3 separate regions of the Homo sapiens genome follow, and regions 1 and 3 are each linked to region 2. The links are chromatin loops, found by intact Hi-C in ENCODE. Cell type or tissue: MCF 10A. All regions are shown on one strand. Region 1 has its middle 5.5 kb from the start of GJD4-AS1. Region 2 has its middle 350 kb from the start of ANKRD30A. Region 3 overlaps LINC02634 (long intergenic non-protein coding RNA 2634).

The links. A loop is a pair of places that touch in the nucleus more often than their neighbours do. Peaks named below come from ENCODE experiments on the same cell type or tissue, not always from the same donor. Only the 100,000 strongest peaks of a DNase experiment are listed, where the experiment ranks them.
Region 1: it touches region 2 in a loop (15-fold over the local background); 4 of 110 quality-filtered maps call a loop at or near these places.
Region 3: a loop joins it to region 2, with 11 times the contacts of the local background. A loop is called at or near these places in 9 of 110 quality-filtered maps.

The regions. Positions count from the first base shown.
Region 1 is chr10:35,609,716-35,617,715 of GRCh38, forward strand. No RefSeq gene overlaps it. Among named protein-coding and RNA genes, the nearest start is that of GJD4-AS1, 5.5 kb to the left of the region's middle. In MCF 10A, a CTCF peak has its summit at 4,331 (motif pointing right); no DNase peak of the experiment used is centred here.
Region 2 is chr10:36,775,080-36,783,079 of GRCh38, forward strand. No RefSeq gene overlaps it. Among named protein-coding and RNA genes, the nearest start is that of ANKRD30A, 350 kb to the right of the region's middle. In MCF 10A, a CTCF peak has its summit at 4,373; a DNase peak (open chromatin) is centred at 4,352.
Region 3 is chr10:35,235,705-35,243,704 of GRCh38, forward strand. It overlaps LINC02634 (long intergenic non-protein coding RNA 2634), which reads right to left. Exons shown (of 3, transcript XR_930819.3): 2 at 2,723-2,847. Among named protein-coding and RNA genes, the nearest start is that of LINC02634, 5.0 kb to the right of the region's middle. In MCF 10A, CTCF peaks have their summits at 1,226 (motif pointing right) and 4,486 (motif pointing right); a DNase peak (open chromatin) is centred at 4,477.

The DNA of each region.
Region 1 (8,000 bases), 1.2 Mb before region 2:
GTAGAGACGGGATTTCACTGTGTTAGCCAAGATGGTCTCGATCTCCTGACCTTGTGATCCACCCGCCTTGGCCTCCCAAAGTGCTGGGATTACAGGTATGAGCCACCGCACCTGGCAGAAAAAGAAGTTTAATGGACTCACAGTTCTACATGGCTGGGGAGGCCTCACAATCATGGCGGAAGGTGAAGGAGGAGCAAAGTCACATCTTACATGGCAGGCAAGAGAGCATGTGCAGGGGAACTCCCCTTTATAAAACGGTCAGATCTTGTGAGACTTACTATCACGAGAATTGCATGGGAAAACCTTCCCCATGATTCAATTACCTCCTACAAGGTCCTTCCCACAACACGCAGGGATGATGGGAGCTACAAATCAAGATGAGATTTGGGTGGGGACACAGCCAAACCATATCAAAAATTAATGCTGATTGCATTATAATATCACGCTTCATACATCATTGTGTTAGAGCAGAAATGACAAATGCAGAAAATATGGCTAATAAACAGTTGGTTTCCAGGGGCATCTGATACTGTTCCCGTGTATGGGTGTAAAGTGCACAGGATGTAGGATGAGTTGTCCCTGTGTGTGTATGCTGGGTGGCTGTCCTCACCGCATAGAGGGAGTGCTTTTGCTGTAGAGGAGTGACCATAGATTTGTCACAAGTTTTTTAATTCAGGCTTTGTCTGTGCCCTTTAGAGAGTCATACAATTCAGACTTCCCTGAGAATCTTCATGTTCCAGTGGGGAAGATGAAAAAAACTGTGGGTATTGTGGAATGCACAGTCTGTGTTTATGACTTTTTGTGTAGCAACAGACAAATGCCGCAGGTCTTGGGCTGGGCTTCCGATCCAGGCCTTTCTGCACTGCTTAGTGTCATTCTGGCTTTGATCTAGGTGCTGCCCAAGTTCAGGTGTGACCTTCAAGTTTAGTGCTGGCCGAAATCAGGCAGGTAGGAGGATACAGTAGAGCAGAGGTTTGCTATGGGACAGGATTAACCTGCTCACCCTAATCAAGAGAGGAAAGAGGCATCTGGGTGTAGCTCAGAAATAGATGACTATTCCCTGGTTTCCATGTATGGAAGGGCTGGGGAGAGGCACCACCCTTCACTCCAGCATTTTATTTTCCATAAAAATAAATGTTAAGAACAGAAGAGCTGTCATAAAAGAGTCAGGGACCACGTGGAAAGTGGAGGCAGGTGGTCCGAGGACGAGTCCTCAACTTCATACTCTACTGAGTGATGGCTGAGAGCTGAGTGGACAGACCTGGGGGCCACAGAAGACATCTGATGGGACCCCGTCCCATGAGGAGCAAGGTGTCAGAAGAGGCATGGCCTATCCTAGAACTTGGCTGGTCATGCTCACGTGACCGTGACTATGCTGTGGAATGTGCTAATGCAGGTGTCCTTATTTCTCTTCTCTTTGCTGTCACACTGGGCACTGAAGATCTCTCCTAGTTTTGTAACTTAGGTTGTAAAGCCTTAAAGATTTTTTTCCAGTCCATGGCCAGGTGTGGTGGCTCACGCCTGTAATCCCAACACTTTGGCAGGCCAGGTGGGCGGATCACTTGAGGTCAGGGTTTTGAGACTAGCCTGGCCAACATGGTGAAAACCTGTCTTTATTAAAAAAACAAAAATTAGCTGGGCATGGTGACGGATGCCTGTAATTCCAGCTACTCAGAAGGATGAGGCAGGAAAATTGCTTGAACCCGAAAGGCAGAGGTTGCAGTGAGCTGAGATTGCACCACTGCACTCCAGTCTGGGCCACAAAGCGAGACTCCATCTCAAAAAAAAAAAAAAAAAAAGAGCTTTTCCAGTCCTTTAAAGGGAGAGGGGAAAAAAAATCTTAGACTATATTCAAAAGGCTAAAAACAGTAGAAAATCATGTGGCTTCCATCTTCCTTTTCCAGACTTCAATCCGTGTCTTTGCATGTTGACACCGAATGACTGAAAAATGGCTCGCATGTCTGCATCCCTTCCACAGACAGTTAAGGAGGATCCTATGGCTTAGGGCAGAGACTGTGCAAGTTAATGTAATTGCAGCTGCAATAACCGGCAAACCCCAATTTTAGCCACTTAATGCAGAAGAAGCCTCAATGAGTACAAAGTGTCTATTCCTGGTGTGAGCAGCTATGCTCCAGGTGGTGACTCAGGGACCCCTCCATCCTGTGGCACCAACATCTTCTGCTCATGTTACTGATTTCTTGCGGGGAGGACAATAGGGGCTCCCTAGGCCTGGCCTCGAGATGGCGCTGGCCACGTTCTCTAAGTAGAACTCAGTCCCAGCTGCAAGGGAAGCTATGAAAGGTGGCTTAGCTACATGCGCAGAAAGAAGGAGGAAAAGTTGGGGTGAACAGGTAGCCAGTGTTTGCCTAAGGCAGCAATTATTATCTGGGCACCTGCCCTGTAAGAGGCATTTAATAAATCCTAGTGACCAACAAACTGGTCTCTAGGGAAAGCTGAGCAGGGCCATTGGCTCAGGTCCTCAGATGGTGGTGGAGAGAAGAGAAAGGAGGTGACAAGGACAAAGACAACTGACTGAATTAGGCACAGAACCCAAATCTCATATTGAGGGAGTGTCCTCTTAATTACAATCATTTTAAATAAAAAGGGATCTTAATTGGTTTAAGTGTGTGCACGTTGGGGTTTTAGTTGAGCTCTTTGGTCTTTGCACAGCACAAAAATCTCATGAGATAATTGGCGTCTAACTTTCTGGGGAGTTTAATTTAGAAATCTCTTCCCAGGGCAATCTGTAGGTGGATTCTAATGGCAATTCAAGCTCTGGCTTGACACGTGCAGCTGGCTACCTGCAGAGACAAAATGAAAGATTATGAAGATCAGTGAGATTATGCTTATAAAGCAGTTTGTGCTTAGCCGAGAACAGCATTTATAGAATTAACAGATGTGACTCTGTTTTGGTAGGATATTGCAATCCGCTGAGGGAACCTATTTTGAATTTTCTGAGTGTAATTTTGGTTTCAGGTAAGAAGTGCTGAGGAGGGGGTTGCTTTACAGATGAGGAGAGGGGACATTGGATTTCTCAGGCACAAATTTGCTAAAGATCCTCTGCAATGTACACACCTCCCACTGTGGACCCCAACACTCCAGCTCTAGGAGTGGGGCCAGCAACAGAATCTAGTAAATCTCACCAGCTGTATTTTGGCTGTGCTGTGGGATAAATGTTTCCTAGGGACAAAACAGATAGCTTTCTCCCTGCATTCGAAATGCATGCTTTGATCTGTTTGCTCCCTCAGAGCAAACAGAGCTTTGATCTGTTTGTCCATCAGAGAGCAAACCTCTTTCTCGGGGAAATTTCTAGTTGAGCTCCATCTCTGTGACCTGAGAGGGGCAGATGGGAGGGGCACACAGCAGAGCCAAAAGAAGGGACTACATGTTCTGATAAACTGAACCTGGTTGGAAGGTGTTTCATGGAGAATCCAGGAAATTAAAAGTCAATGGAAAAACTAGATTTTGGTTTTGGAGTTTCCTCCCTCCCCAGGTGGGTGAAACAGAGAAGTGCATGACACCTTTAAAAGATCAGGTGATTATAAAGAGTACGCCCAACTGGCATGACCCTGCACCTAGAAGTTAATTTTTTGGTTCTTTTCCTTTCCTGTTTTTTTTTCTATGGAGCTAAAAAAAAAAAAAAATCAACCTGCCAGGCTCAGTGGCTCATGCCTATAATCCCATCACTTAGGGAGACCGAGGTGGGAGGATTGCTTGAGCCCAGGAGATCAAGACCAGCCTGGGCAACACAGCAAAACAACAAAACAAAACAAAACAAAACTTGGCCATGCTTGGTGGCACGCACCTGTGGTCTCCGCTACTTACGAGGCTAAGGTAGAGGGATCACTGTAGCTTAGTTTGAGGCTGCAGTGAGCTACAATCGTGCCACCACACTCCAGCCTGGGTGACAGAACAAGACCCTGTCTTAAAAAAGAAAAAAATAATCGACTTATCACATAAGCATCAGCAACCTGTGGTGGGAAGAGTTTAAGCAAAAGGTCATTGTTTCGGTTCTGCCTGATTCCCCCAACTCCTGTGAACCTTAATCTTCTCAGTGCTGAGATGGGCAGATCACAGCTACCTTACTTCATGGGCTTGCTGGGAAGTTCAGATGAGATGGTGGACGTGGAAGCCCCTGAGAGGGACATAGCCATGTGTCATCGTAGGTGCTTCCTAGGCTGCAAAATCACCAATGCTTGGACAGATCACTGCAAATGCTTCTCTTTGGGAATGTGTGATGTACAACGCTTGCTTGGGGGAGAAGGATGTCCACAGACTTAGGACATTGCAACGTCCTTCCTGCACTCTCTCTTACCAGCAGAGGCCTCTCTTGGACCATATTTAAGGTGCAATATTTGTAAGCTCCAAAATAAAATGTTAATTAATTCTGGTGGTACCTCTTGACCGTGTTCATGAGCTCATTCTTTTCATTCTTCTTTCTTATTTCTCTCTGGCCAGAAAAAGCAGGATCTAAGAATTCTCAGCAATGGATCTGGGTATTCTAGTAGGTGACTTTGAATAGCAGAATGGGTGAGAAAGTTGGGGATAATGGAGAAATTGTGGGCAAGCTGGCTTCCTGGGAAGGGACTAATTGAACAAGACAATGATTTATCTTTTCGGGGTTCAGAGGCAGCTTGTTAATTCGAATTATTTTCTTTATTTTTGCCCACAAGTGTTTGGTTGTCCTTTTCTCTGGCTTTTTACCTGATCAGGCTGCAAGCTGCAAAGGTGTGGCTTGTGCTGCAGATTTGTAATAAAAGATGACAGGTGAGAGAGACAGTGGTGGAACTGGTAGAGCTTGCACACCCACACGGTGTGGCTGCTCGGGAGGCTGTCTAGTGCACCTGCCAACAGAGCACAGATATCCTCTCTTCCTCATTTCAGATTCCTCCTTCCAGCTGTTTACTAAACAGCAACAAAAACACCCTCTTGGCTGTAACTTGTCAAATAAAGTCCCTGCAAAGTGTATAAGATTTTCCTCCCCTCGGTTTATGAAATGATGTGTTATTTTACATTTGAGAAACTTCCCCCCTTTTCTTGTTGCTTTAGAAAGTTAAAGTGCTTTTGGCTGGGCATGGTGGCTCACGACTGTAATCCCAGCACTATAGGAGGCTGAGGCGGTCGGATCACCTGAGGTCAGGAGCTCGAGAGCAGCCTGGCCAGCATGGTGAAGGACTCTGTCTCTACTAAAAATATTAGCCGGGCATGGTGCTGGGTACCTGTAATCTCAGCTACCTGGGAGGCTGAGGCCCGAGAATCTCTTGAACCCAGGAGGTGGGGGTTGCAGTGAGCTGAGATGGTACCACTGCCCTCAAGCCTGGGCGACAGAGTGTGACTCTGTCTCAAAAAAAAAAAAAAAGTTAACGTGCTTTTGATCTCAGAAATGATATTTGTGAAGCAATTAAATGTCTATCAACTGGTCTTCCTTACCTGGGATATTTGATATGGAAAAAAAACCTCAGGTGTTATTAAAGTTTAAACTAAGCATATCTAGTGCTATTTCCTTCAGAAATGAAAATTCAGTAATTTTATAGATGTAGTTTGTGGGATTGGTCATTTTAAGGAAAAATTTTAAAAGTCTTATGCTAAAGCAAGTTCATCAAATTTTGTTGTGTGGCCAAAATGCTTCTTTAGAGAGAAGTTAATAGAGTGGTTAAGACATGCATTCAATGGGGCTGAGTGCAGTGGCTCACACCTGTAATCCCAACACTTTGGGAGGCTGAAGCGGGAGGATTGCTTGAGGTCATGAGTTCAGGATCAGTCTGGGCAACATAGCAAGACCCTGTCTCTACAAAAATTACTACAAAAAGCAGCTGGTCAAGATGATGCACACCTGTGTTCCCAGCTACTTGGGAGGCTGATGAGGGAGGATCACCTGAGCCCAGGGAGGTCGAGGCTGCAGTGAGCTGTGGTCACGCCACTGCACTCCAGCCTGGAGTGCCCTCCAGAGTACAGAGTGATACCCTGTCTCCAGAAAAAAAAAAAAAAAGACATCACTCAATGGGGCCAGGGTGTGGGGCTCACATCTGTCATCCCACCACTTTGGGACTTTGGAAAGCTGAAGTTTGAGGTTTGACTGAGGCCAGGAGGTCAGGACCAGCCTGGGCAACATAGCAAGACCCTGTCTCTACAAAAAGTAAAAAACAATAAGTCCTAGCTACACGGGAGGCTGAGGTGGGAGGATTACTTAAGCCCAGGAGTTTGAGGCTGCAGTGAGCTATGATTGTGCCACTGCACTCCAGCCTGGGTGACAGAGTGAGACCCTGTCTCTGAAAAAAAAAAGACTTGTACTCAATGGACTAGGAAATATTTTCATTGTCTCATTAGCTAAGGACTCTGCAAACATGAGCTTTTCTTTGTGTACCTTTATTTCTTATCTATGAAACAAAAATGTCATCTCTTCTACTTGGAAATATGAAATGATATTTCCTGTCGGAATGTGGATTAAGGGGTTTTTACCCCTTTGGAAGTAAGATAAGTGTAAACATTGAGGATGACTCATTCTGCACATTTGTTGAGCATCTTTGATGTAGGTGATGCTTGTGCAAGGCATGGGATGAGGGGCAAGAGAGTGATAAGGAAAGACTATACATACATTTAAGGATCTCTTTCCAAGAAATAAATGGGAACTATATGAAGGCAGCATATGATACAAAATTAAATTTCATGTCTCAGACTTGAATATTGAAACTTTTATATTTTTGTAAGTCAGCCAACATTGAGTCAGACAGCAAAGCTTCTTGCATCAAGTAAAGGAATGGGGGCGCTGCCTGCATCACTCCGCTGGGGCATGGGAGAAGCTGGGATTTGGTGTTATCCTCCTATACCCTCCTGTGACCCCGACTCCCTTTGGCGCCCCTCCCTCAGGCACTGCCCCCTCACTGCCTGTCTAACCATGGCTCCTCACCCAGACTGTGCCCCTCAAGAACCTCCTGAGCCCGAGTCCCATCATAGCGTCCTCAACTTGCCAGGGAAATTGGTGACTTGACTCTAGCTCATTTCACACCTGAAAAATGAAGGTGCAGGAAGGCGATGTAACTCGTCTAAAACAATCTGGTCAATTGGTGGCTAAATCTTCTCATTCTGAGCAGGTTTTGGCTCTAGAATTCCATTGCTCCAGGTTGCTTTCTTGAAGGTCATCGGGTAGAAGGGATTACTGCTCACAACAGCTTAATGTATAAGCTTTCTAGGAGCATCAGCAAATTAACAGAGGGCTCAGGGGCCCAATAGAATGCATCTCTGTTTTTTTATTTTTCAGAGACAGGGTCTTGCTCTGTCGCCCAGGCTGGAATACAATGGTGTGATCATAGCTCACTGCAGCCACAAACTCCTGGGCTGAAGTGAGCCTACCGCCTTAGCCTCCTGAGTAGCTAGGACTACAGGCCTAGCTAATCTTTTTATTTTAAAACATTTTTTGTAAAGATGAGTTCTCACTGTGTTGCCCAGGCTGGTCTCAAACTCCTGGTCTCAAGCAATTATCCTGCCTCAGCCTCCCAAAGTGTTGGGATTACAGGTGTGAGCCACCACACCCAGCCCAGAATGCATTTTTAATAGTGTCATTTGAGGCAATATGAAGGGTCTGCAGGTGACCTATAGAATAAGAATAGAATTGGTTTTTGATGACAGATTACAGTGGCAATCATTTCTTGAAGTTAGACAATTATGATAGAAATATAAAAACACAGAAGTTTAGAAATAATGCCCCATCCTCCCTAAATAACATATCAACCTGTTTATATTCTTAGCCTCTTAGGTTTTAAAATTTATAGTTGTATTTGTATTATGTCCATTCTGTGTTTTTCACTTGCTAATACATCATACACATTTTCCATGGTTCTCCAGTCTTCATAACTTACCACTTCGAATGGTGGCAGGAGTCTATGAAGCGATGGCTGTCTGATCATCTGCCCCAGCCTCTGTTGAACAAAATACTGCTAGCCTTTTGATGTTACAAAATAACACAGCATGGGTACACAGGATTTTCCTTCACATTTTGGATT
Region 2 (8,000 bases):
GGTGGCTCATATTTAGTTAATCCTAATCCATGGAGTTGAGAGGTGACACATTTGGAAATGCTTTCCAACAGACAGCATTTGCATGCTTTGAGCTCTATTGCCTAATCTATGTAAGGAGAATAATGACATTTTTTTTCCACTTAAAAGAATCTAATTGGCCAGATGTGGTGGCTCACGCCTGTAATCCCAGCACTCTGGGCGGCCGAGGCGGGTGGATCACGAGGTCAGGAGATCAAGACCATCCTGGCTAACACGCTGAAACCCTGTCTCTACTAGCAATACAAAAACAAAATAGCCGGATGGGGTGGCGGATGCCTGTAGTCCCAGCTACTCGGGAGGCTGAGGCAGGAGAATGGCAGGAACCCAGGGGGCGGAGCTTGCAGTGAGCCGAGATCGTGCCACTGCACTCCTGCCTGGGCTGCAGAGCGAGACGACTCCGTCTCAAAAAAAAAAAAAAAAAAAGAAAGGAAGAATCTAATTAAGTTGTTTGTTTTAAAGAACTTCAAAAAGATATACATGACCTGAATGAAAATCTGAACAACATGTAACAATATGTAAGTGTAAGAGGCTATTATTTAAAATTAATATTTTAGAAGAATGATACAGCATCATGCACTTTCTAAATTAGTTCACCAGATTATTCGGTTATTTTATACAAGAGGAACTCAAGTTAATTAATGTAACATCAGTATGATGTGTCTAGGTATGGTTTTCTTTGTATTTATTCCAGTTCAGTTGTGAAGTTCTCCTTGAACTTGTGGATTCTTGCTTTAATTTATATTGCAAATTACTTGGCCACTATTTTTTCAGATATTTTTTCTGACTCATTCTTTTTTCTCATTCCTTTTTTCTTTAGCTCCATGAAAACATGTGCTAAAACTTTTCCCCATGTCTCATGTATCTCTTAGGTGTTTTCTAAATGTTTTGATCTTTTAGGCTTTCTGTATCTCAGTTTAGATTTTTTTTTCTAAGCTATCTTCAACTTGACTAATCTTATTCTTTAACTGTATACAATTTCCTATTAAATTTGCCTACTGAGTTATTAAGTTCAGTTACTGCATGTTCAAAATCCAAAATGTCCATTTGATTCTTTTTAACACTGTAGTTTTCTACATCTCTTTACCTTGGCAAATAATTCCTTCAACATATTAGGCATAGTTATTTTCAAGTCTCTGCAATACATTCTAACACATGAATTTCCTGTGGGTCTGTTTTAGGTTTGTTTCTATTATATATTTTTTTTCTTGGTTTTCAGTTGTGTGAAGTCATGTCCTGATATGATTAAAATTTGGACATGATTAAATCCTGGACATTGATTAAATCCTGGACATTGCATATAAGAAACCATAATATGCAGATCTCAGTAACGTTGTCTTCTTCCAAAGAGAATTTACTGTTACTTCTGGCGAGCAGTTAGAGTAGGGGCAGGTAGCCTCAATGCTAATCAGGGCTGATCCATAGCAGGGCGTTGGAATTTTTTTTTTTTTTTTTTTTTTTTTGAGACAGTCTCGCTCTGTTGCCCAGGCTGGAGTGCAGTGGCGCGATCTCGGCTCACTGCAAGCTCCGCCTTCTGGGTTCACACCATTCTCCTGCCTCCGCCGGAGCTGCGACTACAGACGCCCACCACCACGCTTGGCTAATTTTTTGTATTTTTAGTAGAGACGGGGTTTCACCGTGTTAGCCAGGATGGTCTTGATCTCCTGACCTTGTGATCCGCCCGCCTTGGCCTCCCAAAGTGCTGGGATTACAGGCATGAGCCACCAAGCCCAGCCTCTTTCCTCTTTCTTTCACAATGTATTCGTTGTCTACTCTGTGCTGGTACCTTACATTTATTATCATATTATTTAGTAAAACCCCTCTGAAATTAAAATTACAAACGAGGAAAATAAACATGGAGACTACAAGCAACTCATCGAAATTTGCTTGTGTTCAAATAGGATACCTGAGATTAAAAACCAGAACGTGATTATTTTATTTTCTTTTTTATATTAATTCTCTCTAGTCTTTTTTCTTTTTCACTTTGTCTCTTCTCTCAGTGTTTCAGTCCCTCCTTCCCTTTCCCTTCCTTTTTTTTTTTCCCGTTTCTTTATAACAGTTAAGGAAAAGGTGTGGTCTGAAGACATTTTCAGCCTAGACTCTGACTAGCCAGAATAGCGCATGGGGTGGCCCTGTGATGATCCTCGGGCAGTCTGATGAATCAGGAAAAGGGAGGCCAGATGTGCTACACAGTTCAATGTCTGGCCCACCATCAACCCTTCTCCAGTAAGAGCCGTTTCACATGTCCCTCTCTCTCTCATATCCTACTTTCCCAATTTACCATGTATTTGTCCACTTTTTGCCATCCTCTCTTCGCCTACTTTAGTTTAACTGCCATTATCGTTTGTTTGGAACTACATCAGCCTTCTAAATGTGTCCCCATCTGCAGTTTTGCCCAACCCCAATCCATTCTCCCAACTGCAGTCAAATTAATCTTTCTAAAAGGCAAAACTTGCGTGATGTCACCTGTGTGCCAATTCAGTGGTTTTACGTATCCCTCATGGTAACACTTACCAGGGCCCTGAAGGCACATCACGGCCTACCCCATCTCTCCTGTTACGCTTTCTGCACATTTTCAATAGTGCCCTGTCATCTTCCTAATTGTATTTTGTATTTTTACATACTGTTCTCTCTCTAGAACTGGAAGGTATTTACCTTTTCCTGTTCTATCTTGGGTAATGTCTTCTATTTTTAATACCAACTTAGGCATGACCTCTTCCAAGAAGGTTTTCCTAATAACCAAAGGCAAGATTGGGTAACCTTTCTACAGGCTGCCCTAGATCTCTGTGCAGTCCATATCACCCAGCTCATTGGGTGTTGTCTTCTTTCCCATTTACTTCACTCGTATCTCATTCACCATTATACCTCACAATTAGCATGACATGTAGAGGACCTTCATTGATTGTTTATTTGGTAAATGACTATTAAATGAGTGGTATGAAAATAAATGTGCAGCAAAATACTCATAGTGTGACCTAATTATATGCAAAAAATCTGCAACAAGCACATACATGAACACATACATAAATACAAGAGAATTGGAAGACTATATAGCACACTAGTTATTATAGTTATACTAAAAATATAAGTCAACTGTACCATTCAATCAATCAATCAAATGAAGTAGATTAATCCTGCTCACAATCACATTGGTATCTATACCATATTCTAATTTTACATTACCTGGAGTTTCACATGCTTTTGCATATCACTTTCTGAAGTGGCATTGTACTACTGGGATTTGAGCCTTAATTTGATTTCATAATTTACATTCTACAATTACATGTTAGGTTACTATCATGTTCTTAGCACTTGACTAGGTGCTGCAGTAAAAAGAGATGATTTTACAACTGTTTTTGAATTGCTTGCAAACTTTCGGAGAGAAATAATATTAATAGATAGATAAAATTTAGAATTTTTCTACCAGGAGCTGCATGCAGTTTTATGTAAAATATTAAGAAGTTGGACTTCATATATTTTTAATGCCTCTCCCATTCTGCTTCTGACCCTGCAGCAGTTTCTTCTGATGTAATGTAGATATTTTGGGGCATATAATCCCACACTTAAAAAGAGCCTGAAAGGACTTTAGGGAGGTAATAAACCATTGTTTGCCTGAAGGTCTCCTTCAACATTATCACTAAGTGGCTACATTTTCCAGACTTGAACTCTTTCAGTTACAGGAAGTCAGTGCTTCTCAAGAGTTTCCCACTTTGTGCCTCTCCTGTGTTTTCCAATCACATTGTCAAGAATAAGTGCAATTCTTCTTCCCTTATTGACCAGTGACTGTCTGAAGCTTGCTATTTTGTTACCTCTGAATCTTTGCTTTTTACTGCTATTTAAAAATCCCTGATGTAGACAGGGATTAGTCCATTTATAGGGTTGGCTTTTTGGAATCATATACAAGTGTATTTATCTCCACAATAATTTTTTTCTTCTGGGATTTTTGTCTGTTCTCACTCACAAAAATATTTTATTGGTTTCTAATGATCATATGTAATTGTGTGTGTGTGTGTGTGCACGCGCACACATGAATGTATGAATATTTGTAGTGAGTTTGTGGTAAAAGCATTTTGGAAATATTACATTTTTACTCTATTAATTTGATGACAACGTAATGCAATCCTGTTTATGTTACAATGTGCTATTTGATTTAAAGTTTGAAAAAAGAGGCAATTGGGAACAATTACTCAACAAACTTACTGTGAAAATTGGCTCTTTTTTTCCTATTACTGTGCTTCAGAAATGCTTCTCTTCCTAAGATCCAGTGGAAGTTCAGAAACTGGGAGATAATTGTGTCCTTGGTAGGGACAGAGTGACACCGTGTGGAATAAAACAGAACAGAGCTACCCCATGAGGCAACACATGCTCTCCCCAGAAGAGCACAACTGGAAACAAACCAGCTTTTCAAGTAACTCACCTATTTTTTTCCTAAATTTGCCTTAAATTACTTATTGAAAATGTGAACCAGCAGCAAAGAGAAAAAGCTCACCAAGATGGCACATGCAATTAGAGTGGAATTCATAACATTTTATAAGAAGTATTTTATATTCTACATTAAAAATAAGCTTATTTATTTGCTGTATATCTTATCTTTTAGAAAGATGCTTGTTCATTTAAATGGGCTTACCAAATATTAATCGAATAAAAAATGGTTTGTTATTTGTTTATTCATTATATAAACCATTTCCAAAGAAGAGGTTTCCCTCCCTCCCTTCCTTCCTCCCTCCCTCCCTTCTTTCCTTCCTTCCTTCCTTCTTTCTTTACCTTATGAGGCTCTAAAAAAAAACTTACAACTCAATGGCAATTCAAATGTCTTTAACTCGATTCTTTAAAGAAGAGTGCCTGGAACTAGATAACATGATGAGCCACTGCCATAAACAGCAAAGCTAACAGATGCATACCAATAAGGTTTGCACAATTATTTAATATATTTTGTCATAGTATGAGTCGTTGGAGGAACAAGAGATGTTTGACACAGAAAAGTGTCAATACATTTTAGTTATGTTATGTTTTTATTAACGTTTTCAGGCCTTTAATAAAAAAGAGGGTCGATTTATTCTGTGATTAACAGATAGTACTTATGGGGGTGAAACATTTTAGCAAGTTACAAGAAGTAAATTTTACACACGAAGAAGACCTGTGTGAAATTTAAGTGGTCTGCTCCATCCAATGCCAACTCTAATTAATTGCTAATAGCTGCCTTGAGTACTATGCCTCTAAGGATCTGAGGTCATGTTCTGGCTCAGTGGGTAGTTCTATATTTGAATAGTAAGGCTGGCTTGTGCACAAAGGTGAAGGAATTGGGGCGTATATATCGGGTGTTACCCTTTCTGGCCGAGAGAATACTTGATAGAAATGGGCTTCAGTGGAAAAACTAAGGGACAGAATAGCTTCAGTTTTAGCTTGGCCACGTACATTGTGTAAATTTTCCAAGCCTATTTTCTTCATCTCTAAGCATAGCGCAATAATCTTTATATGGTTGTTATGGACATTTAAGATGTAAAATAACGTGTCTAAAGCAACTAATGCAGAAATGCTTATAAACGATCTTGTGATATGTACTAATAAGTGATAACTATCATTACTCCCTTGTTCTTTTTTTTTTGTTAATTGGGATCATACCTTTAACATACATTTTCTAAAAGTAAATTCTACTTTCTCTTTGAATTACAGTGATTTTCTTGTATGCTTATGGTTATTAGGCATAGGTAAAAATTTTGTAATAAATAAAGATGAAGAGATCTAAGAAGGAAAAATGGAACCACAACATTATAGTATTAGAGAAGCCATCAGAAGAAAGTTTCAAGAGAATGGTCAATATTATAAAATGCTGCAGAGGACCATGAAGGAAAAAGACTAAAATGATGGGGACTTGATAATTGGAAATAACTGATAATCCCAGAGAATGAAATTGCTATTGTGAAATATATGGGAGGTAGAATGTGATTCACCGAGGACATAATGAGTAAGGAGAACATGATATGATAAAATATTAAAAGACTTTTTCCTAGGTTTTCTATCAGAAGCTTTTCTGTTGCACTGGCATGAAGAAGATATTTGGAGAAGAAAATATAAAATAAAATATATGATTAAATTAATTATTTCAGTTACCACACAAAGCTCAGATCAATTCCCCTAATTTTTTGATGAATGCAAAACGATCTATATCTATATGTCTTTTCTGATCTGAAATTGGAAAACATGTTTTTATTAAGAAATTTGTTTTTTTTTTTGAGATGGAGTCTCACTCTGTCACCCAGGCTGGAGTGCAGTGGCGCGATCTCAGCTCACTGCAAGCTCCGCCTCCCGGGTTCATGCCATTCTCCTACCTCAGCCTCCCGAGTAGCTGGGACTACAGGCACCCGCCACCATGCCTGGCTAATATTTTTTGTATTTTTTAGTAGAGACAGGGTTTCACCGTGTTAGCCAGGATGGTTGCGATCTCCTGACCTCAAGATCTGCCCGCCTTGGCCTCCCAAGGTGCTGGGATTACAGGAGTGAGCCACTGCGCCCGGCCAAAAACATTTTTTTAAAAGAACAACTGTAGAGGTGCAGATATTTCTATCAGTTCTCCCGTAATTGCAACTGGCACCTTTTATATGAGAGGAACTCAGGAGAGACTATTTTGAGACCTTATCAGCCTTCCTACAGTTGTGTAATGCTGGAACAATGTGTTTGGGGACCTGCTGTCAGGCACCAGCAATATAGAGGTGGGGAGAGAAAAACAGAAGAAAGTTAAGGGCAGAGTACTTATCGTATGTGCATACTATATTGTTGAAGCTAGGTAGCACAGGGTTGGTATGGAGGGGAAAAGACATTACAAGTGCACTGATACATGTCATCCTTTCTCTTTTCCTTTTTCTCCTTTTTGAGACAGAGTCTCGCTCTGTTGCTCAGGCTTGAGAGCAGTGACACAATCTCGGCTCACTGCAGACTCCACCTCCCAGGTTCAAGTGATTCTCATGCCTCAGCCTCCCACGTCCATTTTATTTATTTTCCAATTTTATTTTTAAGCTTTTATTCAAGTTTTTAGTTTATCATGGTGGAAAGAGAGATAGAAAATAGTTTCAAAGCGAGACCGTGTATGGTGGCTCACGCCTGTAATCCCACCACTTTGGGAGGGTGAGGCGGGCAGATCACCTGAGGTCACGAGTTCGAGACCAGCCTGACCAACATGGTGAAACCCTGTCTCTATTAAAAATACAAAAAAAAAAAAAAAAAATTAGCCGAGCGTGGTGGCACATGCCTGTAATCCCAGCTAGTTGGGAGGCTGAGGCAGGAGAATCGGATGAACCTGGGAGAAGGAGGTTGCAGTGAGCCAAGATCATGCATTGCACTCCAGCCTGGGTGACGAGCAAAACTCCATCTCAAAAAAAAAAAAAAAAATTGTAAATTCTTTAATATCTAAGAGATTTGCTTTCATCTTTGCAAGAAATTTTAGATAATTGTTGATATCATTTTAGTACCCTTTACATAGTGGGGACATACTTATAAAACAAAGACACAGTGAGAAAAATATTAGAATGGTTGATAAGTAACTTACTGTTGCTATCACTAAAATATTCATGATAGTAATTGTTTAATTTACTGAATGTCTTGCACCAGGTCTACTCAGCATCATACAAACATTGTACTTAGAGAATGAATTATTTATTTAATCCTTATAAAATTATTCCGAGACAGATAACAAGTAAGGAAATTGAAGCTCAGCATGGTAGAGAAACTTCCCCATGTTCAGATGGTTTTTAAGTGGTAGTGCTGAGATTCAAACCCACTTCTGTTTGATTCTGAAACACAACTACTGGGCACTGTAATACACTGTGTTCTGGACATGTTATTAATCATGAACAAATAGATTTCAGTAGAAACAGGATTTTTTTTACTTTCTTTTCTTTCTTTCTTTTTTTTTTTTTTGAGACGGAAACTTGCTCTGTTGCCAGGCTGTAGTGCAGTGGTGTGATCTT
Region 3 (8,000 bases), 1.5 Mb before region 2:
AGACAAATCAAGCAAGTTTCAAAAATATCTCCTAGCACTTTGGGAGGCTGAGGCAGGAGGATCTCTTGAGCCCAGGAGTTCAAGATCATCCGGGGCAACATAAGGAGACGCCATCCCTTCAAAAAGTAAAAAAAAATTAGGCAGGTATGGAGGCATGCACCTGTAGTTCCAGCTACTTGGGAGGCTGAAGTGGGAGGATAACTTGAGCCTGGGAGGCCAAGGCTGTAGTGAGCCATGATCGTGCTGCTGTGTTCCAGCCTGGGCAACAGAGCAGGACCATGTTTCAAAAACAGTAACAACAACAAGAAAAATTGCAGAAGCTGTTAACAGTTTTACAATCTTAAAACATATCACAGAGACAGTATAAACCCATCTAAACCAATAGACTCAGACAAAATGTCTAAATTACATTCAGACAATGTTTTTATTTTATTGTATCAACAATATTAAAACTGGTTTTATTTACCAAAGATGTTGCATGAATTTGAAAAGCATTTGGGATTATTAATTTATAAATGCTAATTTATTTATAAGTCAATTTGGTACCATGTAGATAATATACAAGCAGACATGTGTATATAAAAATACATGCAGACGGCTGGGCGTGGTGACTCATGCCTGTAATCCCAGCACTTTGGGAGGCCGAGGCTGGTGGATCACCTGAGGTCAGGAGTTCAAGACCAGCCTGATCAACATGGAGAAACCCCATCTCTACTAAAAATACAAAATTAGCTGGGCGTGGTGGTGGGCGCCTGTAATCCCAGCTACTCAGGAGGCTGAGGCAGGAGAATCGCTTGAACTCGGCAGGCGGAGGTTGCGGTGAGCTGAGATCCCACCATTGCACTCCAGCCTGGGCAACAAGAGCGAAACTCCGTCTCAAAACAAAACAAAACAAACAAACAAAAAACATGCAGACATAAATAACATAAATAAAGGTCTTACAGCTTTGATTTCAAAATCATAGCCATGAGACTGGTAAAACTCACTAGTTTAAAAGGACAGGTGGATTAAACTGTGTCTCTGTAAATGGAACAGATTAAAGTTTATCTGTCTCACATAGCTGAAGCCCTTACTGAGATAATAATAAGAGATAATAATCTCTAATTATCAGATTTCAACCAGGAAAAACAGCCAATATTTTTGGGCTTTGAACCTTTTAACCAAAAGGAAGTGGCTCCCTAATTGGGAATCAAATCCAGTCCACAGTGGTGAAAGCACAGAATTTTAACTCCTAGGCCACAAGGTGGAGTGGCCGCCACTACAAATCCTGCAGGGACTCCAAAGCAGGCAGTTTAAGCGTACAAAGGATTTTAACTTTGTTTTCCGTCAGATTTTTGTTCTGAAACTTTTGTTAGGAAAATGTCTAAGGCTAGCCATGATACTATTAGTGCCTTTCTTTTAATTTGATCTTTCCCTAAACACAAATAAGGCACTTGTTTGGAATGAGAGGTCTCTAAAATAGTTTTAGTTTAGGGGGCCTTTGTAACTTAAAGAATCAATCTTTTGGCCACTGATGATTAGAATTTCCTGAGATGTGGCCAGGCATGGTGGCTCAAGCCTGTAATCCCAGCACTTTGGGAGGCCGGGTTGGGGGGGGATCACTTGAGGTCAGGAATTCAAGACCAGCCTGCCAACATGGTGAAACCCTGTCTCTACTAAAAATACAAAAATTAGCTGGGTATGGTGGCTTGCCTCTGTAATCCCAGTTACTTGGGAGGCTGAGACAGGAGAATTGCTTGAACCCGGGAGGCGGAGGTTGCAGGGGGCCGAGATTGAGCCACTGCACTCTAGCCTGGGTGCCAGAGTGAGACTCTGTCTCAAAAAAAAAAAAAGAATTTCCCGAGATGTACTTATGCAAATAGCAACTCAATCTAATAAGCCTCTTCATGGAATGCCCAGGAGGTTATTTTCCAGGTTTCAATGAAGTTTTTACCAATAAACAAGAGGTGCTTCTTGGAGAGGGCATAGAACAGGCAGCCTCAACGATCCCCATCCTCACAAATTCACTCCCAGGAATAGACTAAGGCAGCAAAAGACTCTTGTTGCCACAGATGATAAAAGATGGCGTTTTTACATACAGTGCTTCTAGTATCCCACACATTTATGGGGGGCCACCAGTCATACACCTATTAATCTGTGACACGAGGCAGGCTCTCCTGGGATTGGACTTTCCCAGGACTAACCAGGCAGCAGGGGTTGAGACAACAAAAGCACCTTATAAATAGGACTCATTGGCCGGGCGCAGTGGCGCGTGCCTGTAATTCCAGCTACTCAGGAGGCTGATGCAAGAGAATCGCTTGAACCTGGGAAGCGGAGGTTGCAGTGGGCTGAGATCACACCACTGCACCCCAGCCTGGGTGACAGAGCGAGACTCTATCTAAAAAAAAACAATGACAACAACAAAAAAACTGCAGAGCCAGCTGGCACAGTGGGCTTCTGGGGGTTCTAGATCCATGTTCTACCCTAGGGCACCCCTCTTTATGACAGATCAATACCAAAATACAAGGGAAAAGACTGAGAGAAAAAGGATCAGACAATACCAATATTCATGCCTAAAAATATACCAGAATCGCTACGTAACCCAAGACTAGTCACACAAATCCTTTTCTCCAATTAATCAAGATTTTAGGCAAGGGAAAAGAGACAAACAGTGATTTCTGCTGTCTGCTTGACCGGATTTCACGGAGAGAGGCCGGAAGCCTGGCTGGTAGGAATTTCTTACCCTTCTGATGCTTTGTCAGGTCCTGGGTTCCCTGGACTGTGGCTTCCAGAAAAGTAGAGCAGCTTTAGGATCCTGTCTGTGACGCCAACACTGTAGGGGCCAAGGGAAACCTTCCCAAAGGTTTGCTGAACATCAACAGACAAAGGCAGATTATTAAGAGACAAAGCTTGCAAATCTATTAACATGCATAGGGGAAAATCACAGAACGATCACCCCAGCTTCCCAGTGAAGCACAGAAGCTTTTCTGCCTTTTTTTTTTTTTTTTTTGAGACAGAGTCTCGCTCTGTTGCCCAGGCTAGAGTGCAGTGGTGCCATCTCGGCTCACTGAAACCTCCACCTCCCAGGTTCAAGTGATTCTCATGCCTCAGCCTCCAGAGTAGCTGGGAATACCCCACCACCACACCCGGCTAATTTTTTGGATTTTTAGTAGATATGGGGTTTGGCCATGTTGGCCAGGCTGGTCTTGAACTCCTGACCTCAAGTGATCCACCCACCTGGGCCTCCCAAAGTGTTGGGATTACAGGTGTGAGCCACCAGGCCCAGACTTTTCTACCTTTTTTTTTTGAGACGGAGTCTCGCTCTGTTGCCCAGGCTGGAGTGCAGTGGCAGGATCTCGGCTCACTGCAAACTCCGCCTCCCAAGTTCATGCCATTCTCCTGCCTCAGCCTCCCAAGTAGCTGGGACTACAGGCACCTGCCACCACGCCCTGCTAATTTTTTGTATTTTTTTTAGTAGAGACAGGGTTTCACTGTGTTAGCCAGGATGGTCTCGATCTCCTGACCTTGTGATCCGCCCGCCTCGGCCTCCCAAAGTGCTGGGATTACAGGCGTGAGCCACCACACCCAGCCTCTACCATTTTGAGATTACAGAAAAAATGGGGGCTCCGAGCATGGCCCCAAAAAGTTTATGGTGGTAAGTCAGGTGACAGTGGCAAGACAGATTATGGATGGGAGAGAAAAGGACGCCTGGCTAGCAAAGGTGGTCTTGTTATGCAGCTGAAACCTCACGGGTAGCAGCCCTCAGAGAGAAGAGGTGGGAAATATTCCTTTCAGATCTTGAGAGATGTCAGACTCTCAGTTCATCTTTCCTAGATCTGGACCAGGGAGGACCTCAGAAAGCCTGGCTGCAGGGATGCAGATTTGCTCTACAGATGCAAAAAGCTCAACGCAAAAGACAGCTTTGCAGGGCTGCTTAGCTCTCTGAAGAGCTATCTCAAAATATGTCAACAAAGGATATTTTGGGGTGAAATATTTTGGTTTCCTTCAATATCTCAGGTCCTTTGGAGCTTAAAATCAAGTTATCTGACCAGACCTATGATCTGATTTCTTTTGAGAACTTAGAAGAAAACTTAGAATGAAATAACAAGAACAAGCCATGGGAATGTTGGGAAAATGAGAGGCTGGAGTTGGATGTTTTGATCCTCAGAATCCTCACTTAACAAATGAGGAGTAAAACACTGTATATATAGTGTATGTCTCTATATACAGATATACAGAGTTGCTGGATTAATGTATTTGGGACATTCTTAGGTTAAAAAATTAATTTTTAAATCTGAACTGTAAATATTACTGGGTGTCCTGTATTTTTATTTGCTAAATCTGGCAGCCTTAGTAATTTTAAACAAAAAAATTAAATATAATGTTTGCTAAAAAATAGACTCTATTAATCAATTTCAATCATTTTCTCCAAAACCTTCCTAGGAGAAATTACTGTTTTAAGAGGGCCAAGGTGTTTAAGTCGCGCTGACTAAAATTTGCTAACTGACCTCTAGAGGGAGCCAAATTGATAAAGAAACCGAAATGACATCCTAAATCCAGAGAATTTCTCTCTTTTTCCTTTTCTTTTTTTTTTTTTTTTTTTTTGATGGAGTCTTGCTCTGTCGCCCAGGCTGGAGTGCAATGGCGCGATCTCGGCTCACTGCAACCTCCACCTCCCGGGTTCAAGCGATTCTTCTGCCTGAGCCTCCAGAGTAGCTGGGATTACAAGCTCGCACCACCACCCCTGGCTAATTTCTTCTGTTTTTAGTAGTGACTTTTAGTATTTTTCGTAGACATGACCGGGCGCGGTGGCTCACGCCTGTAATCCCAGCACTTTGGGAGGCTGAGGCGGGCGGATCACGAGGTCAGGAGATTGAGACCATCCTGGCTAACATGGTGAAACCCCGTCTCTACTAAAAAAAATACAAAAAAAATTAGCCGGGTGTGGTGGTGGGCGCCTGTAGTCCCAGTTACTCAGGAGGCTGAGGCAGGAGAATTGCTTTAACTAGGGAGGCGAAGGTTACAGTGAGCCGAGTTTTTGCCACTGCACTCTAGCCTGGCGACAGAGCAAGACTCCGTCTCAAACAACAACAACAACAACAAAATGATGCCATTATAACAATCTATGACCCAGCCAGGTTTGTCTCAAAATATAAAGAGGGAGAGGCCGGGCACGGTGGCTCACACCTGTAATCCTAGCACTTTGGGTGGCAGAGGTGGGCAGATCACTTGAGGCCAGGAGTTCGAGACCAGCTTGGTCAACATGATGAAACCCCGTCTCCAGTAAAAATACAAAAATTAGCCGGGCGTGATGGTGCGCACCTTTAATCTCAGCTACTCAGGAGGCTGAGGCAAGAGAATTGCTTGAACCTGGGAGACAGAGGTTGCAGTGAGCCGAGATCATGCCACCATACTCCAGCCTGGGCAAGAGAGTGACAGTCCATCTCAAAAAAAAAAAAAAAAAAAAAAAAAAAAAAAGACAGCATTTGGGGCCGAGTGTGGTGGCTCATACCCGTAGTCCCAGCATTTTGGGAGGCCAAGGCAGGAGGATCCTTGAGGCCACAAGTTCAATGCCAGGCTGTGCAACATCTCTACAAAAAACACATTAGCTGGGCATGGTGTTTCATGCTGGTAGTCCCAACTACTCAGGAGGCTGAGGCAGGAGGATCACTTGAGCCCAAGAGTTGGAGGCTGCAGTGAACTATGCACCACTGCACCCCAGCCTGGGTGACAAAGACCCTGTTTCATTTAAAAAATAATAATTTTAATGAATTATTTAATTCAAATAAAGAGGGAACACTTGGAATTTAGAAAACCCTATCTCTTCAAAAGCCTATTTTGCAAGTCTGTGGTCTCAGAAAATTTCAAAAGCAAAGACTAGACTGCAAAAATTGAACATTTACTCTTTCTCTTTGCCTTTTTTTTTTTCTTTGACAGAGTCTCACTCTGTCTCCCAGGCTGGAGTGCAGTGGCACGATCTTGTGCCTCAGCCTCCTGAGTAGCTGGGACTACAGGTGTGCGCCACCACACCTGGCTAATTTTTTGTATTTTTAGTAGAGATGGGGTTTCACTATGTTGGCCAGGCTGGTCTTGAACTTCTGACCTCAGGTGATCCACCGGCCTTGGCCTCCCAAAGGGTTGGGATTACAGGCGTGAGCCACCGTGCCTGGCCTTGCCTTCTTGACACAAAAATTATAATCCTGCATGAGGCAGATGCGTGATGCCAACAGAATAAGGAAAGGTCATATACATGTCGGGGGACCCAAGCATATTATGTATTTAATATCCCAATAATGACCCTTACAATGTTATTCAGTGTCACAGCCAATCTGGCTTCATCAAGTACCTTTTTTTTTTTTTAAGAGAGATGGGGTCTTGATATGTTGTCCAGGCTGTAGTGCAGTGGCTATTCACAGATGTGATCATAGCACACTGTGGGCTCTAACTCCTGGGCTGAAAGTGACCCCCTCCCACCTGAGCCTCCCCAGTAGCTCTCTGCTAATTTCTTTTCTTTTTTTTTTCTTTTTGAGACAAGGTCTTGCTTTGTCACCCAGGCTGGGGTGCAGTGGCTATTCACAGGCATGATCATAGTGCATTGCAGCCTCAACCTACCAGACTCAAGTGGTCCACCCATCTCAGTCTCCTGAGTAGCTGGAACTACAGGCACATGCCAGCACACTTGGCTATTTTTTTTTTTTTTTTTTGGTAGAGACAGGGTCCCACTTTGTTGCTCTGGCTGATCTTGAACTCCTGGGATTAAGCAGTCCTCCCACCTCAGCCTCCCACACTGCTAGGATTACAAGTATGAGCCACCACACCTAGCTCCTGCTAATTAAAAAAAATGTTTTTTAGAAACAGGGCCTGGCTATGTTGTCTCAAACTCCTGGCCTCAAGCAATTCTCCTGCCTCAGCCTCCTGAGTAGGTGGTACCACAAGTGCATGCCACCATGCCCGGCCTCAAGTACTTTCCTATGTCTAATGTTTAGCCAGTAGTTATTCAAATCCAAGCAAAGAAAAATAATTCCTAACCTCTTAGCACTCACATTCTTGATTAGAATATATGCCATGTCCCTATTATCTGGAGGTCATCCTTTGGGGCCACTCTAACCCTCCACAAACATCAGAAAAAAAAAACAATGGAAAATATTCCTCAGTGCCTGAAGTAACTATAGTAGAAGATGATTTAACCAGCAGTCTAACTGGTAAACAAATTGTTCTAAAATAATTTTCATGTGATCATCCATTGTTAAAAATTAGGTCATTGCAGGCTGGGAGAGGTGGCTCACGCCTGTAATCTCAGCACTTTGGGAGGTGGGTCACTTGAGGCCAGGAGTTCGAGACCAGCCTGGCCAACAGATGAAACCCCGTCTCTACTAAAAATTCAAAAATTGGCCGGGCACGGTGGCTCAATCCTGTAATCCCTGCACTTTGGGAGGCTAAGACAGGTGGATCACGAGGTCAGGAGATCGAGACCATCCTGGCTAACACGGTTAAACCCCGTCTCTACCAAAAATACAAAAACAATTAGTTAGGCGTGGTGGCGGGCGCCTGTAGTCCCAGCTACTTGGGAGGCTGAGGCAGGAGAATGGCATGAACCTGGGAGGCAGAGCTTGCAGTGAGCCGAGATCGCGCCACTGCACTCCAGCCTGGGCGACAGAGCGAAACTCCATCTCAGAAAAAAAAAAAATTAGCCGGGCATGGTGGTGCATGCCTGTAATCCCAGCTACTCAGGAGACTGAGACAAGAGAATCACTTGAACCTGGGAGGCAGAAGCTGCAGTGAGCCAAGATTGCGTCACTGCACCCCAGCCTGGGTGACAGAGCGAGACTCTGTCTCAAAACAAACAAGCAACAACAACAACAAAACCACATCCAAAGATATTAGAGATAGATCAATATTTAAAATTTATTTGTTATTGTTTAGAGACAGAGTCTCGCTCTGTCACCCAGGCTGGAGTGCAGTGACATGATCATAGCTTACTGTACCCTCCAACTCCTGGGCTCAAGCAACCTTCCTGCCTT